2 separate regions of the Homo sapiens genome follow, and region 2 is linked to region 1. Evidence: read pairs that join two places in POLR2A ChIA-PET (ENCODE). Cell type or tissue: OCI-LY7. All regions are shown on one strand.

The links. ChIA-PET counts read pairs that join two places held together with the same protein. Peaks named below come from ENCODE experiments on the same cell type or tissue, not always from the same donor. Only the 100,000 strongest peaks of a DNase experiment are listed, where the experiment ranks them.
Region 2: POLR2A ChIA-PET joins it to region 1 with 13 read pairs; 7 of 35 experiments call an interaction of 5 or more read pairs at or near these places.

Annotation. Positions count from the first base shown.
Region 1 is chr2:171,334,394-171,339,393 of GRCh38, forward strand. METTL8 (methyltransferase 8, tRNA N3-cytidine) reads right to left here. Exons shown (of 10, transcript NM_001321154.2): 4 at 4,791-5,000; 5 at 3,060-3,109. Among named protein-coding and RNA genes, the nearest start is that of METTL8, 97 kb to the right of the region's middle. RefSeq lists a silencer at 2,446-2,505. In OCI-LY7, a CTCF peak has its summit at 4,085; DNase peaks (open chromatin) are centred at 2,448 and 2,778; H3K4me3 peaks cover 300 bases; H3K27ac peaks cover 3,786 bases.
Region 2 is chr2:171,194,919-171,199,918 of GRCh38, forward strand. It overlaps a transcript of TLK1 not described here. Among named protein-coding and RNA genes, the nearest start is that of TLK1, 37 kb to the left of the region's middle. In OCI-LY7, no CTCF peak of the experiment used is centred here; no DNase peak of the experiment used is centred here.

The DNA.
Region 1 (5,000 bases):
TGGCTCTTCTCCCAGCAAACAGGTGTAAATATCACTACTACCACCACACCACCAAGCACTCTCTTGGCAGGGGTCTATGAATTAAATGATCCTTGGAGAATGATATGACCTCTCCATTTCAGAGGTCTAATTATGGTAAAATATTCTGAAAATGTAAAACATTAATCCTACACTCTCTAAAAGTAGTAAAACATAATTTCTTAAGCAGAAAAAAAAAGTCTAATAATTCCTTTGGAAGGCTAATCACTGGTTGCCTTTAAAAGATGAATTAATTATCTGAGGTTATTGAGCTACAGTAATTTCTAAAACATAGGTATGAGGCAAAGAAAGACAGAGCTAAGAAGAAAGAGTTAGGGAGTGAGGAACCAAGAGCTTGCAATTATAAGCTGAAGGGAGAAGCAGAGGTGAAAAATACAACTAGCAAGTGGGGGAATGAGAGATATTAATCAGGCAATATGTATTGAGCTCCAACTAAGCTGTACTGTTAGGCAACCTGGGAAATCAGATTAGGATAAAATATGCCCTCTACCTTAAGGAATATAAAAAGTGGTCGGAGAGACAAGGCATAAATAAATGACATGCTAAATAATACCTTGAGATCAGTCATAAAGTAACACACAATCAACTGCCAATGTAGTGTATTTACGTGTATTATAAGCTCAGAGACCACTGGGGTAAAGGAATATGGCTATGTGACATAAGCAAGTTTGAAATTTCAGCCCAGAAACTAGAAAAAGGAAAACAAAACTAACAAAGACACAAACAGAAAGGACATTCAGAACTGTAAATTTACCAGCATCACCCAGGCCTGGCCACATTAACTGGTTATTAAATGATAGTAGGAAACTACTCACTATTCATTATGTTAGGTTTATAATAATATTAGAGAGTATACTGAGTTTTGGGAGATATATCCTGAATAATCAAGGATAAAGTATCATGATGTTGGCATTATATTGGTAATTGTTGAATTGAGGTGTTAGGCATATGGAAATTCACTGTACTCTTTGCTTTTCTGAATGTTTTTTAATTAAAAAAATTTTTTTTGAGACAGAGTCTCTTGCTCTGTCACCCAGGCTGGAGTGCAGTAGTGCGATCTCAGCTCACTGCAACCTCCACCTCCTGGGTTCAAGCAATTCTCCTGCCTCAGCCTCCCGAGTAGCTAGGATTACAATTGTGCACCACCACACTCAGCTAATTTTTGTATTTTTAGTAGAGACAGGGTTTCACCATGTTGGCCAGGCTGGTCTCAAACTCCTGACCTCAAGTGATCTGCCTGCCTCGTCCTCCCAAAGTGCTGGGATTACAGGTGTGAGCCACCGCACCAGGCCCCAGATGCTTTTACATTTTAATAATAAAAAGTTTAAAAGATCACATCATTTAAAAATATGCATAAAGACTGAAAGGAATTAAAACAAAAATTTTGTCAGTGGCTATGTTAGGATGATGAGTGATTCCCTCCCTCTCCTTTTCCTCTAATGGAAATGTTCTGCAACGTGCTAATGCTGATTTTATAATGGAAAAATAATGTGAACTTAAAAAAAATGTGTAAACTTAAAAAAGAATAGAGCTTGGCAGATTGGCCATAGATAAAAGGTGTTTGAAGAGTTTTGTGTGTTCATCATGGAAAAAGTAAAAGACACAGGTGAAATGGTGAACAGGAAGGGTGAGCCTGGAGCAAATCTCTGTCCCTGTAGTCAAACTCTGCTTTTTTTTTTTTTGAGACAAAGTTTCGCACTGTTGCCTGGGCTGGAGTGCAGTGGCGCATCTCAGCTCACTGCAACCTCCACCTCCTGGGTTCAAGCAATTCTCCTGTCTCGGCCTCCCGAGTAGCTGGGATTACAGGCGCCCGCCACCACACCCAGCTAATTTTTTGTATTTTTAGTAGAGATGGGGTTTCACTATGTTGGCCAGGCTGGTCTCGAACTCCTGATCTCGTGATTTGCCCGCCTTGGCCTCCCAAAGTGCTGGGATTACAGGCATGAGCCACCACGCCCGACTGCTTTTTTTTTTTTTTTTTTTTTTTTAGACGGAGTCTCACTCTGTCGCCCAGGCTGGAATGCAGTAGCGAGATCTCGGCTCACTGCAAGCTCGGCCTCCCGGGTTCACGCCATTCTCCTGCCTCAGCCTCCCGAGTAGCTGGGACTACAGGCGCCCGCCACCACGCCTGGCTAATTTTTTGTATTTTTAGTAGAGACGAGGTTTCACCGTGTTAGCCAGGATCGGCTTTTTTGAGTCTTAGGATTAGTTGCTGCTACCTCCAAACAATTTTAAGCCTAGACACAATGATTTGGCATGCAAACATCTTACATAGGGTGTTGCTTCAGAAGGGATGACAAAATGAGGCTTAAGTTGTAAGCTTTACATTCAATTGTCTATGTGTAAAATGACATCTAAGTATCTAGGGAGAGTAAATAATCTCTGAAGTTTAGCAGTTCACAGCTCAGTGGAAGGATGAAATCACTTCCTCTTTTTTTTTTTTTTTTTTTTTTTGAGACTGAGTTTTGCACTTGTTGCCTAGACTGGAGTGCAATGGCGCAGTCGGGTCACTGCAAACTCTGCCTCCTGGTTCAAGCAGATTCTCCTGCCTCAGCTTCCCAAGTAGCTGGGATTACAGGCATGCGCCACCATGCCTGGCTAATTTTGTATTTTTAGTAGAGGTGGTGTTTCACCATGTTGGTCAGGCTGGTCTTGAACTCCTGACCTCAAGCGATCCACCCGCCTCAGCCACCCAAAGTGCTGTGATTAAAGGCATGAGCCACCATGCCCAGTCTGCTTCCTCTTTTCTTATTCTCTCATCCATATACACATAAGCTTAAAAAATTACTTCAAAACAATGATGGACAACCCATGGCTACGAAACACTATTTTCAGAGTAATTCCCAGTTCACATGAAAGTAGACATTGAGATTAAGACATTTCTTTTGAAATTTGCTTGAGCCATTGTTCATATAAGAATTAGAAACACTACTGGCATACACGTGACAATATTTTCCCAGAATTTCTCAACATTCCATAAATATGTAAAATTCTGTAGAAAGAAAACTCTTAAAACTCACTCCAAAGTGTTCAAAATTGGAAACACACTATTTCCAGCTCCACAACCAACCTAAAATCAAAAGAACAAGCAAATATCAAAAAAAGCAAGGTTAAATTTTTGTCACCAATGTCAGATCTCCTATTAAAGAAAAAAACAATTAGACTTACTGGATCTCTGGGCACAGGATAATTTTCTAAACTCAAAAGCAATGAAATAAATCACAGGAATAAACACTAAGAAATCTGACTATGGAAACATTTAAATTTTTTACACACCAAAACCCAAAATAAACCAAATTTAAAAATAACCAATACGCTGTGAAGAAAACTGCAATGAATATGATAAAGGGCAAGGCTCATTAGGAAAAAAAAAAAAACAGATAAGCAGAGAAAATAAATGGACAGAACAAAAAAGAAGTACAAATGATTCTAAACATTTGAAGTATGTGACCTACTTAGTCATCAAAGAAACGCATATTAAAACAAGGTACAATTTTTGTCTAACAAAGTGGAAAACATTAAAATAATACTTCAATCAATGAGGGTGTGATGAAACAGACATACACTGTCATGGAATGGTATTAGTACAACTTCTTAGAAAGCAAGTGGGCAATATGTTTTAAAAGTATTAAAAATCTTCATAAATTATGAACTAGAAAATCTAACCTAAAACAATAAAAGAAAATGCAGGTAAAGGCTATACCCAAAATGTTTGCTTCAGAAAATCTGAAAACAATTAAAATGCCCAGTAGTGTGAAAATAGATAAGTAAAATTATAGTACTCCACATAGTAAAATATTTTGTAGCCATCAAAATATTTACAGAGAATTTTTAAAGATAGTGAAAACTGCTTATGATGCCATGTTAAATAGAAACAAACAAAACTTAGAATACATGTACAGTAATAAAAGAAGAAAAAGGTCAGCCAGGCACAGTGGCTCATGCCTGTAATCCCAGCACTTTAGGAGGCTGAGGCGGGCGGATCACCTGAGGCCAGGAGTTCAAAACCAGCCTGGCCAACGTGGCGAAACCCTGTCTCTACTAAAAATACAAAAAAATTAGCTGGGTGTGGTGGCAGGCGCCTGTAATCCCAGCTACTCAGGAGACTGAGGCAGGAGAATTGCTTGAACCCGGGAGGCAGAAGCTGCAGTGAGCTGAGATGGCGCCACTATACTCTAGCCCGGGCAACAAGAACAAAAGTCTGTCTCAAAAAAAAAAAAAAAAGAAGAAAAAGGTCACTAAAATGTTAACAGTGGTGAAATCCTTTGTTTGTAGGATTGGTGATAAATTATCTCCTTGTTAGCAAATTTTCTATAATCAATATACATTGCCTTTAAAATAAGAAAGACAGGGTTTAGTTTTAAAAATAGAAAACCAAGGTCTACACCAGATTATAGCAAATTATATATCTCACTTATTTCTATTTCATCTAAAAAGGGGTAATAACAAAGAGAGTAAAAATTAAGGCCAAAGCTTCATTGGTACTTAAAACTGCCCTCAGATTAAAATGAAAACAGACAATTTTTTTTTTTTTAAAAACCAGCAAAACCAGATTTAAACCACAAACTTAAAACTTGACTGATTAAAGACATGAGTCCCTTAGATATTATTTATGCACAGAAGTACACTGAATGCTTATTTACATTTGATAGTTTTCCACCAAAAAAAATCTGGATTTTTAATAAAATAATACAGAATGTACATTTTCAAATTATTTGTCACCTCCCATTTTTGTCCCTTGAGCACAATACCTCTAGTATCCTGAAAGTGGCATTGCTACCAGGAAACAATCCAGTCTCCATAGGTCCTTTTTTGTGTTTTTCAGAGTCTAGGTTGGAAAAATCAGATTCTGTTTTGCTTTGACCTTCTGAAGAACCAGAACTTTTCTCATAATGATTTTTTTCATCAGGCACAGTAGGACAGTGCATTCTTGAGAAACGATTTGTAGCACTAGTTTTTAC
Region 2 (5,000 bases), 140 kb before region 1:
ACAAGGTTCTTGGCAATCACTACACGAATCACTGCTCTGCTCATTCACTGCTCCTTTTCTAACACAGCCCTTTCCTCAATCAGTTCAAAATGCAGAATGTCTGTGGCTGGCAAGTTGAAGTCAGCAGCAAAATTTCTCTGATATGCATTTTCGTATACTTGCTGTCAGTAAAGATTCAACTAGTGAAATCCTTCAAGCCCTCAACCTTAAAGATGTGAAACACTCTTCACAACTGAAAACACCCTTTTCCTGACAAGATGTCAGACACTAAGAAGAATACAGTACTTGTATAAAACATAATCCGGCCGGGCGCGGTGGCTCACGCCTGTAATCCCAGCACTTTGGAAGGCGGAGGCGGGCGGATCACGAGGTCAGGAGATTGAGACCATCCTGGCTAACACGGTGAAACCCCGTCTCTACTAAAACTACAAAAAATTAGCCGGGCATGGTGGTGGGCGCCTGTAGTCCCAGCTACTCCGGAGGCTGAGGCAGGAGAATGGCGTGAACCTGGGAGGCGGAGCTTGCAGTCAGCCCAGATGGCGCCACTGCACTCCAGCTAGGTGACAGAGCAAGACTCTGTCTCAAAAAAAAAAAAAAAAAAAAACATAATCCACCATGGATAAGCTCTATATTTGAATATATATTATTTTCTACTGGGAAATAATGAAGTATGTCCTTGTCTTTTGTTCCTGAAATTAAGTATATTGTTACTAAATCATCAACACTGTTCATTTTGTAAAATATTGTCTTCTTACATCTCATTTTGGTGGAGCATGTGGATAAACACCTAAAATGATTACATTTATAAGATTTTCTGTTGAGATCCCAATGAGCTAAAAGGCATTGTAGGCCAGAAGCAGTGGCTCACGCCTGTAATCCCAACACTTTGGGAGGTCGAGGCTGGCAGATCACCTGAGGTCAGGAGTTCGAGGCCAGCCTGGCCAACATGGCAAAACCCCGTCTTGCAATGTTCGTGTGTGCCTGTAGTCCCAGCTACTTGGGAGGCTGGGACTCACCTGGGAGGTGGGAGACTCACTTGAACCTGGAAGGTGGAGGCTGCAGTGGGCTGAGATTGCACCAGTGCACTCCAGCCTGAGTAACAGAGTGAGACTCTGTATCAAAAAAAAAAAAAAAGAAAGAAAGAAAAAGGAAGGAAGGAAGGAGGAAAGGAAGGAAGGAAGGAAGGGAGGGACATTGTAGCTGGTTTTTTTTTTTTGAGATGGAGTCTCACTCTGCCTACCAGGCTGGAGTGCAGTGGTATGATCTTGGCTCACTGCAACCTCTACCTCCCGGGTTCAAGTGATTCTACTGCCTCAGCCTCCTGAGTAGCTTTGAATATAGGTGCCCACCACCATGCCCAGCACAGTTTTGTATTTTTAATAGAGATGGAGTTTCACCATGTTGGCCAGGCTGGTCTCAAACTCCTGACCTCAGGTGATCTGCCCGCCTCAGCCTCCCAAAGTGTTGGGATTACAGGCGTGAGCCACCACACCAGGACTTGTAGCCAGAAATGGTGAGACCTTTTCATTTTATTTAAGTGTAATGTGGATAATTGTCTCCTGGTAATTAGAAAACATCAAACTCATGGGGATTTTTTAAAAATGTTCTCAAAAAATTGACATGGTTACTTGGTTTGCCATATATCTATATGTTTTTTCTATGTCCGCTCTCGCAACCCCTTCCCAGCTACATGGACAGAGGTTACAGAGAAGTCAGTGCAGAAGAATGGTGAGCTTGGGCATCCCTTCAATGGGCTCTAAAAACTAAGCAGTTTGCAAGGGAAATACAAAAAAATGGTATGGTATCTGAAGGCAGCAGTCTGGAGGCCATTGTCAGCCTGGTTCTATGAGAGACTTCACAGTGAGTTTGCAAAGAAAGTTGAAGACAGATTGGGAGGACTATTCCATCAAACTTAAGCATTAGTTACAAAAGTAACTATGCCTATATGAATATAGCTCTAAAAACTTAGTAAGGTTATTTTATGTTTTGCTTTGCTTAAACTTACTTTCATAGTCTTTTTCAAAGTAATGAGCATATAGCTAGAAGCTACATTTCACGTAAGTCATAATTTGGGCCTTTAGTTGGACTAGAAAAACGAAATGTTTCTTTCCTCCTGGAAGCAGGAGAACCCTAAGTGTGGGGAAAGTACAAAGAAAAAAAATACTCAGTAGCAAACTTTGAAATCTAAACTTTTGTAAAGTAATAATATTATTGCAACAGTGTTATGTTTTGTGTTATGGTCTAATGGTGGTGAAAAAAATAAGGAAAATATATGATAAACTTCTAGGTTTTTAGAAAAGCGCTCATACATTAAATTTTCTTATACTTGACAGATAATCTCTGAATATGAAAAGATTTCTTATTTAAAAATGAGAGAGAAAAAAGCATTTGAGGAAAAGGAAACTGGTTAAATAATATTTTCTTTTATATAGCTTTTTACAAAAAAACCCGAAAATACCCCCCAAAAGATAACAGTACAGAACTATAGGCACAAATATAAAACATTCAATAGTATTCAATGTGATGTTTTCAAAGTGTTATCAAGGGACTACCTGCATCAGAATCACTTGGAGCATCAGGTCAGGCACAGTGGCTCACGCCTGCAATCCCAGCACTATGAGAGGCGGAGGTGGGCAGATCACTTGAGGTCAGGAGTTCGAGACCAGCCTGGCCAACATGGTGAAACCCTGTATCTACTAAAAGTACAAAAATTAGCTGGGCGTGGTGGTGCACGTTTGTAATCTCAGCTATTCAGGAGGCCGAGGCAAGAGAATGGCTTGAACCCGGGAGGCAGAAGTTGTAGGGAGCCAAGATCATACCACTGCACTCCAGCTGGGGTGACAGAGTGAGACTCTGTCTCAAAAACAAAACCAAACAAACAAAAAACAATAAAGAATCACTTGGAGGACTTGCTAAAATGCAGATGCTTGGGCTCTACTCCAAACTTCTAAAATTAAAATGTGGGGTAACTAGGGGTTCCAGAATCTGCATTTTTGGCTAGTACCCTTATATGATTCTTATAAGAACACTAAATTATGAAACAACTGCACCAGACAAAGTTTCCTGTGGATAGACATGATGTGTCCATTTTTGTATCCTCAGTACCTACCCTGGTTTCTGGCCTAGAGTAGATGGTCAATAAATGTTTACATGAACAACTTGCATAGGGGAGATGGTCTTTCTCCTCTTAATCATAGTTTAAATCCAAGCATTTACTAAGGAAAGTATCATCTACGTTCTATAGTTACCAGAGGTAAGCAAGAACAGAGAAAAAAAATGATAACGGTAAAGAAACATGGGCTGGCCAGCTGGAAATACATTATAAATGTATTTGACATGCATATTTAATGTGTGATATAAATGTGTAAGCGCATTTAATATTCTATAAATGTGTCAGCGCAATTAATTATAGCATGAAGCTTTTCTGCTCAGAGGCATCATTTAAGAAACAGCAGTGGTTCAACATGGCCACTATATCTCAATTGGAAAAATAATGTAAAATATTTGCGTCTTATGGATGAGTAGAATAATTTTCAATAGAAATATTAGCCCATTCAAAACTGCAAGGAAAAAAATCCAGGAATGAATGTGACAAAGTAGAGGATTGGAGTGGATTTGGATAGATGTATAAAAGAGCCATTAAAACTATTCAATTAGCAGGTTGTAAGAGCAGCTGGGACTAGATAGAGTTGGTGGTTGGGTTGGCAGTGATGAGAGTGGGAAGTTAGACAAGCATCCAAAGATGTGTTAGAAAAGAGGCCTGATTGACTAAAGGATGGAGATGAGGAATAATTATAAACGGCCTTTAAACTCTGCATGGTGAGGAAATTCTGACTCTGATAAATTTATCCTCCAATCTAGAAAAGCAAATGTTTGCTTGTTTTAGTTCTTTACTGATGATTATTTAAGACCTTTCCTATCTATTTACCTGTTGATCAATTTTAAAGTAAGTTTTATTTCCCATATAAGTACTTTATTTAATAGATTCAAATGAACAAAGCATGACTTTGACATCACCAGAATCACATTTTTGGTAATATATAACATGAATTATTAAAAGTAAAACTCAAGTCCTGTCCATCCAATAAGTTTCTAATGAAAGAACCATGTACCCAAAATTTGTTTTTCAAAAAAGGGAAAGGATTGTTTTCCAAAGAGCCATCTGTAACTAAGTTGTTTGCAGCTTGGAAGTAATTTATTTTAAAAGTAGTGTTATATTAGGAATGTGCATGTGTATCTGCCAGATCAGTTTTCTAGGCTAGCCCATAAAATCATGCCAAGGTCATTCTGAACTCAAAACTCCCCAAGAGCATCAGGTGCAGTGGCTCATGCCTATAATCCCAGCACTTTGCAAGGCCAAGGTGAAAGGATTGCTTGAGCCCAGGAATTACAGACCAGCCTGGGAAACATATGGAGACCCTATCTCTACAAATAATTTAAAAATTAGCTGGCTATGGTGGCATGCACCTGTAATCCCAGCACTTTTGGGGAAGCTGAGGCAAGAGGATCACCTAAGCCTGGGAGATGGAGGCTGCAGTGAGCCGTGATCACATCACCACACTCTGTCCTGGGTGACAGAGTGAGACCTGGTTAAAAAAAAAAAAAAATCAGAAACAAACCACAAAGTGCAGAGTCTGTCTGAGCCTCTGAGCCTTGAGTCCTAAAGCCCAGAATCAGTCTGAAGTTCGAGGGCTCCCTCAGCCAGTGGATCTTCCTATAAGTGTGTGTTTGGGATGGGGCACAGTCAAAGTAGTAAATCCAGTGGTCCCTTTTGCTGGGGAAAAACTTTTCAATTATGGAGGAGGGTCATATTACAAATTCGAAATAGAATCTGAAAATTTCAGAGCCTAATTTACTGAAAGGTTTCTGCAAAGTAGAAATCAAGGAATATAATGTTTGATGTTTTCATGTCTTTGTCATACGGAATACTGGTAAGCAAATAAACTCAGATTTTGTTGATATTTTCAACAGAGCAAGTGTAAGGTAAAAAAAGAAGCTTT